Regions from separate parts of the Homo sapiens genome. Here region 2 is linked to region 1. The links are chromatin loops, found by intact Hi-C in ENCODE. Cell type or tissue: sigmoid colon. All regions are shown on one strand. Each heading gives the region's core, and the rest is flanking DNA. Links, peaks and the distances in the headings are about the cores only. Region 1 overlaps DTD1 (D-aminoacyl-tRNA deacylase 1). Region 2 overlaps SCP2D1-AS1 (SCP2D1 antisense RNA 1).

Region 1 (9,745 bases), core at 1,634-6,633:
CACACATCCACACATACAAAACTTGTGGGATAAGCTCAGGCCAGTCTGTGAGCCCCTAAGAGTCTACTTGATCCAACTCACACCCCACTGACCCATCCTAACCTTCTCTTTAAGATTAAAAAAGATAACTACCTCATCAGTCATTACAGACTACACCTATACTGCGGCAAGCTGGCAAACACCTCTGTGTAGATAAGGGTTTTATCTATGCCTGTAAAAAAAGTATAGCAAGTGCTGCATTTTTTAGAATTCTATCACTTCCAGATCTTTCATTCTCTCTCCATTACTAAAGCAAATGTTTCGGCAAGGTTTTCTGCAAAACACCACTGACTGGCAGAACATTTTTCTACAATTACCCGGGACTGTGAAGCTCCTGGTAAATCACTTAACAAGCTAAGAATTCCCAATTAAAATACTGAGTCTGTTTAACTAAATTATTGCTATGCACAATGTATAAATCCATGGAAGGAAAAACTCTACCTCTCTCCCTTCAGAATAAAAAGGATGCTGTTAATCTTTGGCAGGTCAAGTCAGCAAGGTAAGGAGTTCGTTTTTTTTTAACACACACACAAATGAGATTATAAGATTAAAATAACTAGGAATCTGCCCAAAACACATATACAGGAACAAACAAATAAAGCCCTTAAACCTTAAATGCACTACCCCATTAGTGTCCTGAGAGACTGGTTTAAAGCAAAACAGATATTTTGCTCTGGTTGGAGATTAGAAATGTCTTATGTGTCAATGGTAGAAAAGAAACAGATCCTAGTTTTTAATTTACCAGACATATTCCAGTAGAAGAGAAAAAAACTCTTTTCAATTTTTGCAATTTCCTTAACCTGTGCTATGGATTTAAGATGGTAAGGTGAAAGTCAATTGATTAATCAATTCATCAATGGGTCCCCAACAAAGAGACAGTCATGCCAGCCTTGTAAAGGCTTCTTTTTAAGCCCACTATGAGCTGACTTAGGACAACCATCTATTTGGAAACAAATTAAAGTGATAAAAGTGATCCCTTACAGCTCTCCACCAGGAAGAAAAACATCTACTAAGCTCCCACCCTTTCATACCAAATATTCATGCAATAGGCAGGCATTCCCCCAGGCACTGACAAGGACTCAGGATAAATTCTGACTGTGCAGAGCAGTGGGCTGGGCTGAGTGAGGTCAGGAGCTCCACCATCTCTACACCCAACTCACTCCCCAGAGGGCTGAGCTGATCTCATAATTCATGGAAAGCAGGTGCTCAGACAGAAAGGATCAGAAATCCAGGTGATTCCATGTGTGGTGAGAGGTCTGGCCAGGTGGCGCCCTAGCCCTGGTAGGAGGCCTTCCATGTGGCAGCCTACGTCCCAGAAGTCAGCGTCACTGACAAAGACTGCACAACAGCAACAACTCTGTAATGAGGACGCTTTGCTGAGTTCCCACTTCTGTTTTGGTGATACTTCAGCATAAACAAAGCTGGACCCTCAGTCAGCGTTTGTTCAATAAATTAATATGACAAAATGAACTAATATTTCTGGAGTAATTGACAAGATCTGGCTACCATCTTGGCAACCAGACTTTAAAACATACTCCTGCAGCAAGTCAACAACTCGAGCTTGGTTCAGGCCATGTGAACACTGAAGCTGAAACCAACCACAATTAGGGAGCTAGAATCTAGAATTCAAGCCTAAAAACAGAGTGAAAAGGAGTACATTTAAATAACTGTTCTTCCATGAAGAGATGCAAAGTTATTAGCAACAACATAATTCTTCCTTATATTCAGAGTACTTCTCATTTGATTTGTCCCCCAAACTGAAATATGCAGCAAGTGAGAGCTCCCCTCTGTGCACCTGTGATGGGGCCACCTGGTAGAAGCAAGCCACCTGTGTGCTCATGTGTCCTTCATTTCACCTCTGGATTCCACAGCAGGTAATCAAAAGGCTGCCCCTGTCACTGGAAGTATAAATAAATAAAACCAAATGTAATTCTTTTCCCCCACACCCCCTTACCCTACATATTTCTTTCAGATCCTACAAAAGCCATGAATGTCTCAATCTTGACATTCCAAGGTCCAGGCTCAGGGATTAATGCTTGCTGATAAGACAAGTATACAGAGAAAATTATGGACAGAGCAACGGTGATACTCAGAGGAGCGTAAAATTAATAGCTCCGTAAAATTGAAGGCACCGTGTTTCGCTAGCCAACTCATCCCAGTGATTTGTCAATAAACACGTCCGTTAACTCAAACATGTATACTTGAAAGTTCATTTTTTTAGCTCCTTCCAGCATTTCAATTTAATGAGGGCTTCGATGGCACTAAATAAATGAGAATGTAAATAATTAATGGCAACACTATGAACTAAGTGGGCCCTAGGCCCCAGGGAAGAGTCCTTCAATTACCAATGGCCCTTCTCACCAGGAAAAACCTCCATCTGCCCCCCAATCCATGTGAGGCTCAGGAAAACAAGCCCTACGCAGAGAAAGAGCACTTAAGATTAAAACAAGACAAGAATAAGCTTCTATCACAGAAATGGCAGGCTAGGGTGTTAAAATCTCCCAATATCTAGCCACCAATGGAAGAGCTCATGCACCAGCAATCATGCACTAGGTAATAATAAGCAGGATGTTCCTACCAGAATCGTGTTCTCCTGCAAAAAATGCACCAGGCAAAACAGCAGTCAGTTGGTTCTGCTGCTGCTTCCATGTCCTGTTCCCTTTGGAAATATGTCATTTGGAGCAAGAATGTAATGCTCTCCTTCCAACTTATCACTGCCAGGACATAGCATGAAACCCACGCAGCAGCCTATAATGTGATGGGTATGCTGCATGGAAAGCATGCAGATGCTGCAGCAGCCAGTTCTGCAAACAAGCAGCGGTCCAGTTAGAAAGGCAAACTGCTGGTTACCTTTACCAGCTCAGTCTTCACCAGCAGTAGCTGCATCACATAAGTAGAGCTCTGAGATTCTTGAAAATAAGAATCTACCCTTATTTGAAGTAGAAATTTGAAAACAATAATTGGGAATCCCTTCTACTTTCCATATCCTTAAAGGTCAGCTAAAACCTCCGGTCCCCTGGGAGGCCCACTCGGCTGAGAGGCAACAGCAGTGACAATGGCCTTCTCTGAACTCAGGACATTCATAGACACCACAGCCCACCAGCTGTGAGCACCACTGCTAAACAAACACCACCCCTCCCACCCACACACACCTCCCTGGACAGGGCAGTGAACAACACTCAGGGAGCTTGAGTTTTATGAGTGGTGTGGACCATGATAGCAGATGGTGTGAAGTCTGTGAAATACACCATCAGAGCAACAGGGCAGAGTAGAGTAGCCGAAGGGGCTTCCTGGGAACTGTGGGGGTCAGAGATTCTTGGAGAAGGAGGGGGAGACCCTGGAATTGAGACAAGAGCTCCGAGGTAGGAAAGAGCTTGACCCTCTTCTCAGCAAGGGAGAGGAGGCAACAGCAGATGCAGTAGGTGAAGCATAGGGATGGAGGGAAAGACAGCCACAGAGCAGGCAAGAAAGGGCCACGGACGCCTGGTCACTTAGGCCTTGGCAAATGACAGCAAGGAATGCAAGGCTTCAGCAAAATGCACTTGGAAGGCACTGAAGAGTTCTAAGGAGGAGCACAAACTGAATGGTCTTGTAACCTTTCCTAAGTTGTCTTATGCTGTCCACCTCTTTCACTGTCATTAACCTTTCAGGTTTATGTTGCCCAAAATCTATCCCCGGCTGCACAGGCTGGGCAGCAGCAGTTCCTTCTCTTCCTCACAGTGCCTAGCACACCATCAAATACCAAAACGACACTTGGTGCTTACATACATACACAAATGCATGCACACATACCCACATGCACATGCACATGGGCACACACATCACATATACACACACACATACACACACATACACATATGCACACATACCCATGCACACATATACATCCATATACACACACACATCATCCATTTGTTCAGATAGTTTAAAGAACTTATTTATATTTTAAAAGAACCTGCTAAAAGAATCATTTTTCTATAACGTTGAAATTTGCCAAAAGAACCATTTTTCTTTAATGTAATTGTAGCAGTTTTCATTACTGATTGGAATATAATGGAAAAATAAAACACTGAGAATTAAAAGCTTAATTGATAGAAACACGTGTTTATCTATCAGTAAAAAGAATTTGGCTGTGCTCCTCCTATCAACACAAAAGCAAGCAAATTAGCTATTTGCTCCAAGAGGAAACTCCTTCTAATTCAGAAGAAAAGGCAGAGAGAGGCCCCAGGCACAGGCCAGCACCAACCTAACACAGGCCGCTTCTGCGCCTACCCACCGCCACCTACTGGAGAGCTAGGGGCAGAGCGCAGTGCAATGTTCAGGGTCTGAGGCTTCTGGGGGCCAGGAAACTGGTCCATGTAAATGAAGTTGATGCAAGACAATTTGTGTATTTGAGGAGAAAACTCCTAAAGGATTCAGAAATAACTAAAAGTCTTTTTTAATCCTTATAAGTTAACATGGCTCGTTAGAAGTTTAAAAAATGCCTACTTGAGGATTTTTTGATTTGGGGAGAGGGATTTATTGTATAAGGTGTACAGCATGATGCTCTGATCTACATACACATAGTGAAGTGATTACTACAGTCAAGTAAATTACATGTCCAGCATCTCACACAGTTACCGTCCTTTATTCTGTGTGTGCTGAGAATTCCTAAATCTACTCCCAGTGCACAATATGATACTGCACTCCTTATGGTGTACATTAGATCTTGAGACTTACTCACCCAAAATAACTGCATCTTTGTACCCTTTGACCTAAACAAGAAGAGGGTACTGGTTGAAAGAAAGGTGAAGATTCTAAAGGCAAAATGTACTATTCTACCATTTCCAGAAAAATATTTAGAATGAAAAAAAGACTAAAATTTTTCTCCAAATAGAGTTAAAGCAGAATAATAACTAAAAACTATGGAATAATGATCAAATAAAACCAGAGGGAGTAGCCAGAGGCAAGACAAAAACCCAGAGAGAATGACGTCCTGGGAAACAAGGCTCCAGCCATTTCCAGGGGCAAAAGTGGGCAGCAGTGGCAAGAAAAGTGTTCTGAAAAATGGGCATGAAATAAAGCAATGTGAGGTCACTGGGGCCCTCGGTGAGAACCTTTACAGACCCAAGGACACTGTGGCAGAGCAGAAGGGAGGAAATGGAAGCATTTCTCAATTGGAGACATTTGGGCATATTTAAAACCCAATGGGATAAGATGGATGACTGTGAGAGGCAGACAGAACCAACAAGAGGACAGAGGCTTCCAGGAAGCTGCTGAGGAGGTGGAAGGGAAGGGCTCCAAAGCCCAGGTCAGTCTAGACCCACAGCCGAGCAGTCACACAGGCCCCATCTTCAGAGGGGCCCCACCTTTCGTTTTATGCTCTATGTCACCACCTTGAAATTTGTAATATTTTTTGAACAAGGGGCCCCACATTTTCATTTTACACTGGGCCTCTCAAATTATGTAGCTGGTCCTGGCCCCAGGGAGAGGCTGGACTCAGCCCAGGAAAGGGTAGCTCTGCTACCACGGTGGCAGAAGGGGGATAGAGAAGCAGAGTCAATGCCATCTGCTGGCTTCTTTCCCTGCAAAGCTGAGAGAGAGCTGTCTGCTGTGAATGAGCCAGAGGACAGACAAGGGGAAAGAGGTTAGCACTTCATCTAACATGGAGGTATCTGGTAGACTTCACCTGAACCAAGTAATAAGGCTGGTATCACAGGTAACAAGACAAATCAATACCACATACCTCCTGGTAGGATGCACTATGAAGGGCACAAGATCACTTCTGTGCTATTTCCTATTCCTGTCAACATGTATTACCTCAATATAATCATAGAAAACCCAAAGTGAGAAACATTCTACAAAACAGTAGACTAGTACTCTTGAAAAGTATCAATGTCACAAAAGACAAGGAAAGGCTGAGGAACTGTCACAGATTGGAGAAGACTAAGCAGAAATGACAACTAAATGCCGTGTGGAATCCTGCATTATCCCGGAGCAGAAAAAAGACATTTAAAAAACCTAGTGAACTTTGGCTGGGCGCGGTAGTTCACACCTGTAATCCCAGCACTTTGGGAGGCCGAGGCGGGTGGATCACCAGGGCAGGAGATCGAGACCATCCTGGCTAACATGGTAAAACCCCGTCTCTACTAAAAAAATACAAAAAAATTAGCCGGGCATGGTGGCACGTGCCTATAGTCCCAGCTACTTGGGAGGCTTAGGCCGAAGAATGGCATGAACCCGGGAGGTGGAGCTTGCAATGAACGGAGATCGCGCCACTGCACTCCAGCCTGGGAGACAGAGCGAGAATCCGTCTGAAAAACAAACAAACAAACAAAAAACCTAGTGAACTTCAAATAAGGTTTGTAATATAGTTAATATAATAGTACTATATCAACATTAATTTCAAAGTCTTGGTCATTGTACTATGGTTATGTAGACATTGAAACTAGAGGCAGTTGGGTTAAAAAGTATATGGAAACTCTGTTTTTTCAACTTTTCTGTAAGTCTCAAATTATTTCACAATAAAAAGCTTACATTTTCATGTGGACTTTTCATTTGTGATTTTTTTAATGTCATTAGTCATTCCAAGACCCTCAGTTACTACCACTGAAGTCTAGCCTACTACATCAGACATGTTCCTCAATACAAAAAGAGTCAGAAACTGCTATGGTTTGGATTTGTGTCCCCACCCAAATCTCATGTTGAATTGGAATCCCCAGCATTGGAGGAGGGGCCTGGTGGGAGGTGACTGGATCATGGGGGTAGACTTCCCCCTTGCTGTTCTCGTGACAGTGAGTTCTCATGAGATCTGGTTGTTTAAAAATGTGTAGTACATCCCCCTGCTTTCTCTTATTTCTGCTCTGGCCATGTGAAGATGTGCCTGCTTCCCCTTCACCTTCCACCATGATTGTAAGTTTCCTGAGGCCTCTGCAGCCATCCTTCCTGCACAGCCTGCAGAACTGTGAGCCAATTAAACCTCTTTTTTTTAATAAATTACCCTGTCTCAGGTATTTCTTTATAGCAGTATGAGAATAAACTAATACAGAAACAAAAAAGAAAGATTATGTTCCACTTTAAAAATCTGGCTTTGGCCAGGCATGGTGACTCTTGCCTGTAATCTCAGCACTTTGGGAGGCTGAGGCCCTAGGTGGATCAGTTGAGCCCAGGAGTTCAAGACCACCCTGGGCAACATGGTAAAACTCCCTCTCTACACAAATTCAAAAATTAGCCCAGCATGGTAGCGTATGCCTGTAGTCCCAGCTACTTAGGAGGCTGAGGTAGGAGGATCACTTGAGCCTGGGAGGTCGAGGCTGGAGTGAGCCATGATCGCACCACTGCACTCCAGCCTGGGTGACAGAGCAAGACCCTGTCTCAAAAAAAAAAAAAAAAAAAAAAGGCCGAGCACAGTGGGATTACACCTGTAATCCCAGCACTTTGGGAGGCCGTGGCAGGCAGATCACCTGAGGTCAGGAGTTTGAGACCAGCCTGACCAACATGGAGAAACCCCGTCTCTACTAAAAATACAAAATTAGCAGGGTATGGTGGTGGGCGCCTGTAATCCCAGCTATTCGAGAGGCTGAGGCAGGAGAATTGCTTGAACCCAGGAGGCGGAGGTTGCGGTGAGCCAAGATGGCGCCATTGTGCTCCAGCCTGGGCAACAAGAGCGAGACTCCATCTCAAAAAAAAAAAAAAAAAAAAAAAAATCAGGCTTTGAACAGGTTGCCCAGCTTCACGTTTCTATCACGCTGTCCCCTTACTGCCGCATCACTGGCCATCACAGCATGCTAGCAAGGGAGGGAGACTGGGAAGGAAGAATGGAAATGTTTGCTCAGTCCTTCTTCCTCTGCCTGCCAGGCCCTACGTGTCTCTATCCAGTGAGTGTGTTAATTAAGCCTTTACAAGTATGCTAAGCATCTATGAGACCACGCGGGTTCCAAGGACTATTACACATTTCCTTTCTCTATTTTAATTAACTTTTATTTCATGAGAGCTTACAAATTGGCAGCAAATCCAGGTCAGACACTGCTTTAGAAAAATGGAGATTTACAGCAAACCTTGGGGGGCACATCTATCCACACCTGGGACCAAACCCAATTCAGGTAACCATTCGGAATGGGTGAACCGGCCAATCCAGGGCCATTGCTCTGCTGCCACCCAGGGGCAGGTGGGCGCCACGGCACCTGGCCAAGGGAAGGGAAGCCCAGGGGAAGAACCTGGCTCTGCACAGGACATGTCCTCTGGAATTCAAAGGCAGGACGAGGCAAGGGAGAAGTGCTGTACCCACCGGCCACAGTACTCAGGAGTGCACCGTAAACATGCACTCTTGGGAAGGCAGGTATTAAAATAAATACAACGTTGCAACAATGATGTATTTCCTCAGACCGAGGACTCTTCCAGGGACTAAAGGGATGTTACAGGCACCCAAGGGACGGAGCCAGGCACCAGACTCCAGGCTTACCTGCTTTGGGTCAGAGGTAGCAGTGCCGGGAGCTGGCGATTCCAGCTCTATGGTCACAGGCCCATCATTCTGAATGTGCACCTGCATGTAGGCCCCAAACTTGCCATCTGAAAAAGCAATCCAAACAGTTACCAAAGATGGAGACACCAGATTACTCCATCCAAAAGCACACTGTATTAGTTCATTTTCACACTGCTAATAAAGACATACTCAATACTGGGAAACTTACAAAAGAAAGAGGTTTAACGGACTCACAGTTCCTCACGGCTGGGAAGGCCTCACAATCATGGCGGAAGGCAAGGAGAAGCAAATCAGATCTTACATGGATGGCAGTAGGCAAAAAGAGAGAGAGCTTGTGCAGGGAAACTCCCGTTTTTAAAACCATCAGATCTCGTGAGACTTATTCACTATCACGAGAACAGCACAGGAAAGACCCGCCCCCATGATTCAATTACCTCCTACCAGGTTCCTCCCACAAAACATATGAATTGTGAGAGTTACAATTCAAGATGAGATTTGGGTGGGGCACAGCCAAACCATATCACACACCTAGATCAGCGTGATCCAAAACCCGGGTCACAGTGGGAGAAGGAGGTTGACCGGGAGGAGGATCAGCCACTCAACACAGGAAAAGTTAGCCAGCCTTGTAAGAGGGATGGAAATGCAGGATTAAGTAGCACAGAGGCTGCTGCGTGCCCAACAGATTTGGCAAGAAATAAAAGGTCTGGTAACACCAAGGGTGGGAAAGAATGTGGGTTACCGGGACTGTACATGGTGGGAAGGCAAACACAGAGCATTCTGGAAGGCCATGTTTGCACTGCATGCAGTGAAGCCCTCCATCTCCCTCCATGGAAGGCACTGCTTTTGGGCTACTGCGGCACAGGCAGGCCTCACACCCTGAGGTCCTTCCGCAACCTGGGTGACCTCCATGAGTCTCTGTTCCTGCCACCACAACCTCACAAATTCCTTCTCTGAGTCTTTCCTACCAGTGGGTCCCTAACTTCAGAAGGACTCAGCAAAATGGGCATGCCAACAGACAGCTTTCTTTGGCCCACAGACAGTAGCATTGGAAATTGTATTAGAAGCACCCAAGCTGTTGGCCATGTTTATAAGCAAGATTAATCTAGATCCTACTGGATAGTCAAAGGTGCTCAAAAAATGATGACTTTCCGTGACCTCCTATCAGATTAAAGTGGCCGTTCAAATCAACAGAGCTTTTGTCTCATCCATGTCAGACTAACTAAAAAGACATCAGCTGGGAAGGAA
Region 2 (9,745 bases), core at 2,104-7,103, 190 kb before region 1:
TTCACTTCTGATGTGCATTTTAATGCCGTACTTCCTGCTTCTGAGTTTGGCCATATCACTTGCTCTGGCCTGTGGGATGTTAGCCCAATGATGCGTTTCCCCTCTGCCATCATCATGGGGAAAATGTGCCCGGACCATGCCACTGGTCTAAAGGGGAGTGTCTCAGTTCATTTTCTGTTGCTTATAACAGAATATCTGAAACAGGGTAATTTATAAGAAGTGAAATTTATGTCTTACAGTTCTGGAGGCTGAGAAGTCCAAGGTTCAGGGGTCACATCTGGTGAAATCCTTCTTGCCAGTGGGGACTCTCTGAAGAGTCTTGAGACCGTACAGGACATTACGTGGCGAGGGAGCTGAGCATGCTAGCTCAGGCCTCTCTTCCTCTGCTTATAAAGCCACCAGTTCCACTTCTACAATAACCCATCAATTCATTAATTCATTAACCCATGAATGAGTTAATCTATTTGTAAAGAGAAGAGCCTTCATGACCCAATCACCTCTTAAAGGCCCCACCTTTCAATACTGCCACATTGGGGACTGAGTATCCAACACATGAAATTTGAGGGACACATTCAAACCATAGCAGGGAGGGAAAGGAGATGAGAGACTGGAGGGGCAGGGCCCAGCCAGCCTGAATTAGCAGATCCTCAGTCAGACCGCAGGTCCATGAGTATAATTCAGTGCTGTGCCTTAGCACTACTTATTGCAGAGTTTTGAGATAGCTTGTGACTCAGTGTTGCCGTGGCTCTAAGTAGTTTGGACACTGCCACTCAAAAAAGACATTGGAATCCAACTTCAGAGAAAATATTGGGAGATATGAGAAACCTTATAACTAATCATATGTCACAGAGTTGTTCAAGATGAAGAAAATATAAACAGGAGACAATTTTAGATACCAGCCAAGCTGGTCAGTGACATCTCGGAAAGTTTTTCAAGGTTCTGTGCCTATGCACCCCACCAAATGGACTTCTCCAAAGAGACTCCCACCAAAGCCATAACCAAGTCCTGCCCAGAGCTGTCTGCCTTGAACAACTCATTAATTCAGCTCATTGTGATGCTTGATTGACAGGGCATGTTTGATGTGCATGTGTATGCAAGTGTGTGTTGAGCTTTATGTGTTGTGTGGGTATGAAAATAGGAGAGCATCTCTGAGTGATTCTTTGTAATAAAGAAAAATGGAAATTCATTGTACACTGGTCAGTCATCTTGAACTCCAATACTGGCTATTTCTTTAAAATAAAAAAGGAAAGAAATTTTATTTTCTCTTTACTAAATAAATTTTCCTTGGAAAAATTATTGCCTCTACATTCTTGGTTCATTTATGCCACCCCATTTCTTATGGGGCCTCCCCTTACCACCACCCCAGTTTTATCCCCAAGAGACAATGGGAAGTAACTCAATCAATGAGAAGAGGCTGGAATCAGAGATAGAGACCTTTCAAGCTTGAAGGAATGTGAGTACACGTAATCCAACCCACCTGATTCCCTGAGAGGAGGGCCTTGAACCAAGAGAGGGCAAGTAGCCTCCTTGTGACCACACAGCGAGGCTAAGAACCAGCTTGAAGTAGAGCTCAGGCCTCTTTCAAGAGCTTCCCTGGAAAACTGGTGAAGCCAACCAAAGCACAGTAGCCATGGTTTTGCGTCATTCAGTTTTTCTTCTGTGGATTTGAGTTCATTCATCTCTAAAACGCATGCCCTGGATTAAATGAGTTTCAAAGACCTGTCTAGCTCTTTGATTTTTTTTTTTCTTTTTTTTTAGTAATTTAAAGAGGAGGTCAGGAACACTAGATCTCTCTCAACAAGACACCTGGAACCAAGCAGACCCATTTCCAAACCTCAGCTCCACCATGACCTTGTGTTGTTATGCAAGTCACTTAACTTCTCTTCCCCTAAGTGACCCAGTAGGCAGAGAAAGTACCTACTGTGGCCACACACAATTCAAAGGCACTGAGGGATTTTTTTTCCAACATAATTTGCTATATGGCAGTTTTATTTATTAGAGAGATACTTTCCTGAAGACCTCATGTAAATCCCAGCTCACTGAAGTCCAGACCAACCTTTCCATAGTAACAACACAAAGCATGATGGGTTTCCCTCTTAACAGCTGAGAGCAGCCCCATCTTGGACAAGTTTCAACAAAGCTCACAAACCAGTCTATCTTAAGGCCCTTGAAATTATGAGATTCCCAACTCTCTTTAATCTCTTGGTATTCTATTTCATATTTGGGTTGTAAAGTGAGACTTTATTTTTATTTTATATTAAACTCAGAATCATATAGTTCAAATTTACATAAAAAGAACCACAATTATGTACAATAATGTTTCAAAATACACATCAAACTAGTCATTGTGGAGAAACACCCAGAACTTGGTTAATCTATCTTGCACTTGATTTATGGTTTAGCATAGTTTTATTTTTTAGATTTTTAGTTACATGGATTGGAAGTAGGGGGAAGCACCACCACCTTTCTAAAGCCAAAACCTCAGCAGGTTTTCACCCTCCCAGTGGAAATGGAGCTAATTTCAGAAGTAGTGGTGACAAGAAATAAGATGATACATGTTAAGCCCTGAATGCAATGCCAGGAACATAGACAAATGTGCCCAAAACACCACCTTTTATTGTTATCGCTGAGCTAACTTTCCTTTTCTTCATTAACTTTTAAATACTGATCTGTTTTTAGGATTATAAATATCCAAGGGAAACAGAGACCATCTGGAGTCATCCCTACGTTGTGGAGGGGTCCCACAAGAGCCCATTAGAGAGGTAAGGATGGCATTGTGGATCTGGGCACCAAGTTCTCTCATCCTCCAAACCACTTCCCATGGCGCCACACCACCAGCCCACCCAAGCACACCATCCCCTGTCCACATATGTGTGGCCTTGGGATAACTTTAGACTTGGAATAAAAGGCGGCGCCACTGGGAAATGCAAGTGGTGGCTTTCCTTCTTCCCTGGGCCGTTTCTCCCTTTGAGTCTGTTTAAGGACCTATTAGGCTGTGGCTTGGAAAGACACTGAGATGAAGCCCTCAATTTCATGGAGCTGGGTTTGGGTTTAGGTCCTTGTTCACTGTCCCTTCATTGATGTCATAGAGCCACCTCCATCTTGATGGTCACCATCAGGGCTTGGAGGAGTCTGGGGTTACACATTTCAAGATGGGGAGAAAACCTAAATCTTTCTGGCAACTCCAGCCTTAAGGGTGCCATTGCCCACCCCAACTTTCTTTTCCAGAATAAAATAAGGCCAGCATGGAGTCCACACCGTAGCAGGTGGTTCCAGGTCTCAGGTCATGTAAGGATGACCACCAGAGTTCTGGCTTCAGTCTACAAAGCTGGGCCCCAGGCTCCAACCTTCTGCCACTGACCCCCTTTCTCCATCTTCACTGGTCTTGTTCTGTTCCTGGAACTCATCGTGCTCTGTGAGCCACAGGGCATTTACACATGCTGTTTCCTCGCCTGGAACGGTCTCATCTCTGCCCTGTCTCAGGGACCTCTCACTCATTCCTCTGATCTTGTTCCTCAGGAAGTCTGTCCTAAGCCCCTACCAAGTCTATGAAGAGCCCCTCAGCTTTCCCTCCTGAGCCCTCACTGTGTGTGTAGCCAGGCACCACACTGGGAGTTCCCTGAGGATCGGAGGTGTATTACTCCATTCTTACACTGCTAGAAAGAACTGCCTGGGACTGAGTCATTTAAAAAGGAAAGAGGTTTAATTGACTCACAGTTTCACAGGGCTGGCAAGGCCTCAGGAAACAAAACAATGGCAGAAGGGACAGTAAACACGTCCTTCTTCACATGGCATCACGAAGGAGAAGAATGAGAGCCAAGTGAAGAAGAAAGTCCCTTATAAAACCATCAAATCTCATGAGAACTTACTCACTATCATGAGGACAGCATGGGCGAACCCATCCTCTTGATTCAGTTACCTCTCACGAGGTCCCTCCCACCACACGTGGGGATTATGGGAACTACAATTCAAGATGAGATTTGGGTGGGGACACAGCCAAACCATATCAGGAGGTGTCCATTTTGCTCAGCCTTGCATCCCGTACTCTCAGCACAGGGCCGAGAAGGTATATTAGGTAGTAGTTGCTTGGTAATTATCACAGAATGAATGAATAAAGGAATGCTTACGGGCTCAAAACATCAATGGGTTTTCCCTTTTCCTCATGCAAAGAGCAGAATTCCAAAAAAAGGGGATGGCCAAAACGGGAGGTACTGTCCCTGGACTGCCTTCCCAACTCCAGACTTCTCAAGCTCCCCGGAGGCCCTTCTGAATCCCACCCCTAACCGCACTCTGGAGGCACCCCTGTAAAGGCCTGATGTTTTTATGGCATCTCAAGGCTTCAGAGGAGACCCCACACCAGGCCCTGCCCGCAGTAGGCTCCAGTCCTGCTTTGCAGGCCTCAGGGTCTCCAGTGAGAAACTTGCCCAGCTGAAAAGCTATGGAGCCCCTTTGCCTAAAAACTATGCTTAGTACCTGGGGACAGGATCAGTCGTCCACAAGCCTCAGCATCACGCAATATGCCCAGGTAACAAACCTGCACATCTGACTCTAAAATAAAAGTTGAATTTTTTCTTTTTCCAAAAAAGAAAAAACTCGCTTCAACTTTGCTCTTTTCTTTATTGATGAGGAGTAAGAGAAAGCACGGGCTCCACTCTCTGCCGGCTGAGATCCCCACCAATACGAGCAGTTCTCCAGAAACAAGCATGAAAACCCTCCAGAAAAACCCACCATTACCCCACTTCATCTCCACAGGCTACAAAACAACAGCAAAGGCGCTTTGAGACAGAGCACTTTCTGATTAGTCCTTTAAGAGAAAACCTTTCCTCAGCAGGAAATGATGTTCCAGAGGCTGCTGGACAGAAATATAGAAACAACTATAATCCAGCTGCCCCTGAGTGAGCCACGCAGTCCCTCAACACAGCATGTTCCTTAGTTCCTCAGGCCCACCCAATCTCTGTGGCCACTCCAGGACCCCCCACCAAGAGCCTGCAGGAACACCTCCCAGGGCCCCTTTCAAGCCCATTCCAGGGCCGCCTGCAGATCTCATCCTGGGCTTTGGGAGCCTTCAGCTGTTTCCAAGAGTTAACTAAACATCAATTTAATTACACTGCTGGGCTATATAAATATTATGCTCTACAAAATGGTACCAAGCAGATATTTTTAGGAGGTCACAGATGTTTCTTGTGATTAGCCTAGTTACAGATCTGGAAGAATTTTTTTTCCTTCAAAGAAAAGTCAGTGAGGATTCTCAGCTGTCATCTGGGGGTAGTTCCCAACATGGTTAAGCACTGCGCATGTTAATGGCACACCTGGGAGACTTCCTTTTTGTCTCCTCTGCCCTGTGGCTGTCAGTTTCCCTCTGAAACCCAGCAAGTGGGGCCCAAAGTCTAGGATCATGGAGGAGGTCAGAGGCCCAGTGAACCAGACACCAAATCCCAGCAAGGCCTGTTTCTCTACCTCTGGACTTGCCCTGCCTCTCAATTCATGCCACAAACATTTATAAAGCACAAGCTGTGTGCAAGACACCACACTGTAGCTGCCACTGCAAACTGGGATAAGACACTAACTAATATTAAGTGGCAAAATGAGACTTCTGTTCCCATAGGTATACAAGAGGGCTCACAGCAACGCTATTTAAAATCACCCTAAACTGGAAACAATCAAATACAATGGAACACCACTCAGCAATAAAACAAACGAGCAGTAACTGTGCACAACAGTGTGGATGGATCTCAGACACAGAATTCTGAATGGAAGGCGCCAGACACAGCGGAGTGTGCACTGCATGGTCCCATTTATATAAAGCACAAAAGTAGGCAAAACTAAAGTCTATGGCGTTAGAGTCAAAATAGTGGTTATCCTGGAGGCAACAGTAACTAGAAGGGGGTGTGAGTGGGGATTACTGGGGCGCCAGTCATGCCTTATTTCTTGAGCCACATGTTGTGTTGGTTACACGGGTGTTTTCCATTTGGGGAAGTTTGTTAGCTGCACACTTAGAATGTGTAGACTTCTTCCTATGTATGTTATTCTTCAATTTTAAAAATGCATTAAAAAATAAGTAAATAGGCTGGGTGCAGTGGCTCACGCCTGTAATCCCAGCACTTTGGGAGGTGAGGCAGGTGGATCACCTGAGGTCAGGAGTTCGGGACCACCCTGGCCAACATGGTAACACCAGTCTCTACTAAAAATACAAAAATTATCTGGGTGTGGTGGTGCACACCTGTAGTCCTTTAGAAGCCTGAGGCAGGAGAATCACTTGAACCCGGGAGGCAGAGGTGGCAGTGAGTTGAGATTGTGCCACTGCACTCCAGCCTGGGTGACAGAGCAAGACTCTATCTCAAAATAAAATAAAAATAAATAAAACAATAAAGTAAATAAAAGCAACTTGCCCAATGAGGCAAGATCCAGCCCCAGGCAGTCTGCTTCCAGATTTCGAGTTCTAACTGCTGTGTCCTGGTGCCCCTTCAAATGCAAGCGCTGCTGGAGATTGCCAGGACTCAGCACTTGCTCTGATCCTTCTCTGGACCTCATCATCAGAGTCTGCTGCAACTGACTTCCAACTGCTGGAGGGCTTTCTCTCAAATGCCCAGACCCAGGGAATCAAAAACCCCTGTCCCAGGAGCAGCCCTGTATTAGTCAGGGTTCTCTTAGAGGGACAGAACTAATAGGATATATATATATATATATATATATATATATATATATATATCTAGAAGATTACTAAGTATTAACTTACATGATTACAAGGTACCACAATAGGCTGTCTGCAAGCTGCAAAGCAAGGATAGCCAGTCCCAGTCCCAAAACTGAAGAACTTGGAGTCTGATGTTCGAGGGCAGGAAGCATCCAACACGGGAAAAAGATGTAGACTGGGAGGCTAGGCCAGTCCCTCCTTTTCACATTTTTCTGTCTGCTTTATATTCGCTGGAAGCTGATTAGATTATGCTCACCAGATGAAGAGTGGATCTGCCTTCCCCAGCCCACTGACTCAAATGTTAATCTCTTGTAGCAACACCCACACAGACACACTCAGGATTAATACTTTGCATCCCTCAATCCAATCAAGTTGACACTCAGTATTTACCATCACAAGCCCTCAACCAAAGACTGATGGGAATTAGTTTAAAAATTCTGTAACTCCCTCTTTCCTTGGGCTGGACAACACTGAGGGGTGTTCTACCCTGTCTCCCTGAACTGTTCTGTGGGGTTGAGCCCCTCAACAATGACCTGCTCAATAATATGCCCTGTATCACCTTCCTTCCCTCCCTGTCCCACTGCCCCACTCCCCAAGGGATATTTCCTGGAATCACCACACAAATCCACAGCTGGCAGTTGCATCTTTGCCCCAGGGCCTGCCACTACAGTGTGAGGTTCAGGAAGCCCCTTCTCAGAGAGGCCTTCCCTGGCCACCCAGGCCCCCTTAGCCACATTCCCTTCCCTTCTCAAGTGTCTTCTCTGGTTATTTGTTTGCTGTCTATTGCTTGTCTCCCCACAACCCACCCACAACTCCCATCTGGAAATACAAGCTCCTGGAGAAAAGAAACCTCAGCTTGCTTGCCACCAGCTCCTCAAACCAAGAGTGATTTCCAGAATGTTTCATAACCATATGGCAAAGGGAAAAAAACCCATCAGAACGGGTCACTGAAAACCAGAATGGTGTTTGACCAATTGGAACCAATTCTGGCCTCATATATCCCAGCTTACTATCAGCCCTGCCAAAAGTAATTAACTCCTAAGACATCATGAGTGCTCAAAAATATTTTTTAGGCAAATAGATTAATTGCTCAGTCAGTCAGTGAACAGAAGAAACTGGCAATTTACAGCTAAAAATCCAAGATCTTCGCTAACTTAAAACCTCCAGAATAAAAACCTTGCCCTCTTTGGTGGTGCTGTCCTGGAACTTGTGCCAAAACACATGTGAACAGATCCACCCATGGGAGCTGAGACAGTCCTACTTCCCTGTTTCTTGTTTGGAGAATGGAAAAAATCACCTGCAAAATCGTGAGGTCCCTAAGAGTTGCCCTAGGATCCAGAATCTCAGTCTGGTCTCCATGCAGCCAGGTGCACCTCACTGAGACTCCCACAGGGGCCGTGAGCCATTTGCTCCATCCTTCCTAGGGCACAGTGCACATCTAACCCTGTTCAGAGACAAAAGAGGTGGGATCTCTGGGGGCAAACTGGGAATGTCCCAGATAAGCCAGGGCATTTGTGTGGCCCACATAGGACCACACCCATGCAAAGGCAGAACACAGAGCTGGAAAAAGGAGAGGTATACAAATTGTAGGAGAGAAAGACAACAGCTCAATCAGGGCAGTTTCCTGGAGGATGACCTTGAGAACATGCATGGAATGTAGATGGTGGAGGCGGGGGAGTTGGTAGGATTATGGCCTCCAAGAAGATCCTACACCTCAGTCTTCAGGACTGTGGCTAGGATGAGATATCACACCCATGAATACATTATTTGTCTTTGTGTGGGCTCTATCACAAAGTATCATAGACAGGCGGCTTAAACAACAGACTTTTATTTCTTATCATTGGAAGCTGGTAAGTCCAAGATCAGGGTGCCAGTCTGGTGAAGGCCCTCTTCCTGGTGTACAGATGGTCACCTACTTGCTACATCCTCATTGGCAGAAAGAATAAGAAAGAGAGAGGGGGGAATGGAGAGAGAGAGAGAGGGAGAGAGAGATAGAGAGAGAGAAAGAAAGAAAAGAAAGAGAGAAAGAAAGACAGAAAGAAAGAAAGAAAGAGAAAGAAGGAAAGAAAAGAAAGAAGGAAAGAAAGAAAGAAAGAGAGAAAGAGAGAGAACGAACGAGCGCTCTGGTCTCTTCCTCTTATAAAAACACTGATATGGTTTGGTTCTGTGTTCTCACCAAATCTCATGTCAAACTGGAATCCCCAGTGTTGGAGGTGGGGCCAGGTGGGAGGTGATTGGATCATGGGAGTGGCTCCTTCACGAATGGCTTAGCACCATCAGCTTGGTGCTGTTCTTTTGATGGAGCTTTCACAAGATCTGGTTGTTTTAAAGTGTGTAGAACCTCCCCTGCCCAATCCTTGCTCCTTCTTTGGCCATGTGAAGTGCTACTCCCCCTTTACCTTCTGCCATGATTGTAAGTTTCCTGAGACCTCGTCAGAAGCCAAGCAGATGCCAGCATCATGCTTCCTATACAGCCTGAAGAACCATGAGCCAATTAAACCTCTTTCTTTATAAATTACCTAGCCTCAGATTTTTCATATAGCAATGTGATAACAGACTAATACAGACACTAATCTTATCATGAGGGAACCACTCTTGTGACCTCATCTAACCCAAATTACTTCCCAAAGGCGCCACCTCCAAATACCATCACATTGGGGTTCAAGGTTTTGACATATGAATCTGGGGTGACACATTCACTCCACAGCATTACCTCACATGGCAGAAGGAATTTTGCAGACATAATTAAGATTACTAATAAATTCACATTAAGATAGAGAGCTTACTATGAATTATCTGAGTGGCCCGGTATAATCACGTGAGTCCTTTCATGAAGAGGCAGAAGATGAAGACAGAAGAATTCAGAGAGATTCAAAGCCTGAGAAGGGCTCGACACACCATTGCTGGCTTTGCAGATGGAGGAGCCATCTGGCCAGCCTCAAGTTGCTGAGAGCATTCCCAGCTGATAGGAAACAGTCCTATCACCACAAGAAGGTGAATTCTGCCACAACCTGAATGAGCTTGGAAAAGATTCTCCCCTCAAGCCCCCAG

Evidence for each region. Peaks named below come from ENCODE experiments on the same cell type or tissue, not always from the same donor. Only the 100,000 strongest peaks of a DNase experiment are listed, where the experiment ranks them.
Region 2: it touches region 1 in a loop (12-fold over the local background); 2 of 110 quality-filtered maps call a loop at or near these places.

Annotation. Positions count from the first base shown.
Region 1 is chr20:18,626,968-18,636,712 of GRCh38, reverse strand. DTD1 (D-aminoacyl-tRNA deacylase 1) reads right to left here. Exons shown (of 6, transcript NM_080820.6): 4 at 8,480-8,586. Among named protein-coding and RNA genes, the nearest start is that of DTD1, 44 kb to the right of the region's middle. In sigmoid colon, for the core only: a CTCF peak has its summit at 4,330 (motif pointing left); a DNase peak (open chromatin) is centred at 4,302.
Region 2 is chr20:18,818,283-18,828,027 of GRCh38, reverse strand. It overlaps SCP2D1-AS1 (SCP2D1 antisense RNA 1), which reads left to right. Exons shown (of 3, transcript NR_161343.1): 2 at 2,680-2,762. Among named protein-coding and RNA genes, the nearest start is that of SCP2D1-AS1, 7.0 kb to the left of the region's middle. In sigmoid colon, for the core only: no CTCF peak of the experiment used is centred there; a DNase peak (open chromatin) is centred at 4,977; H3K27ac peaks cover 1,942 bases.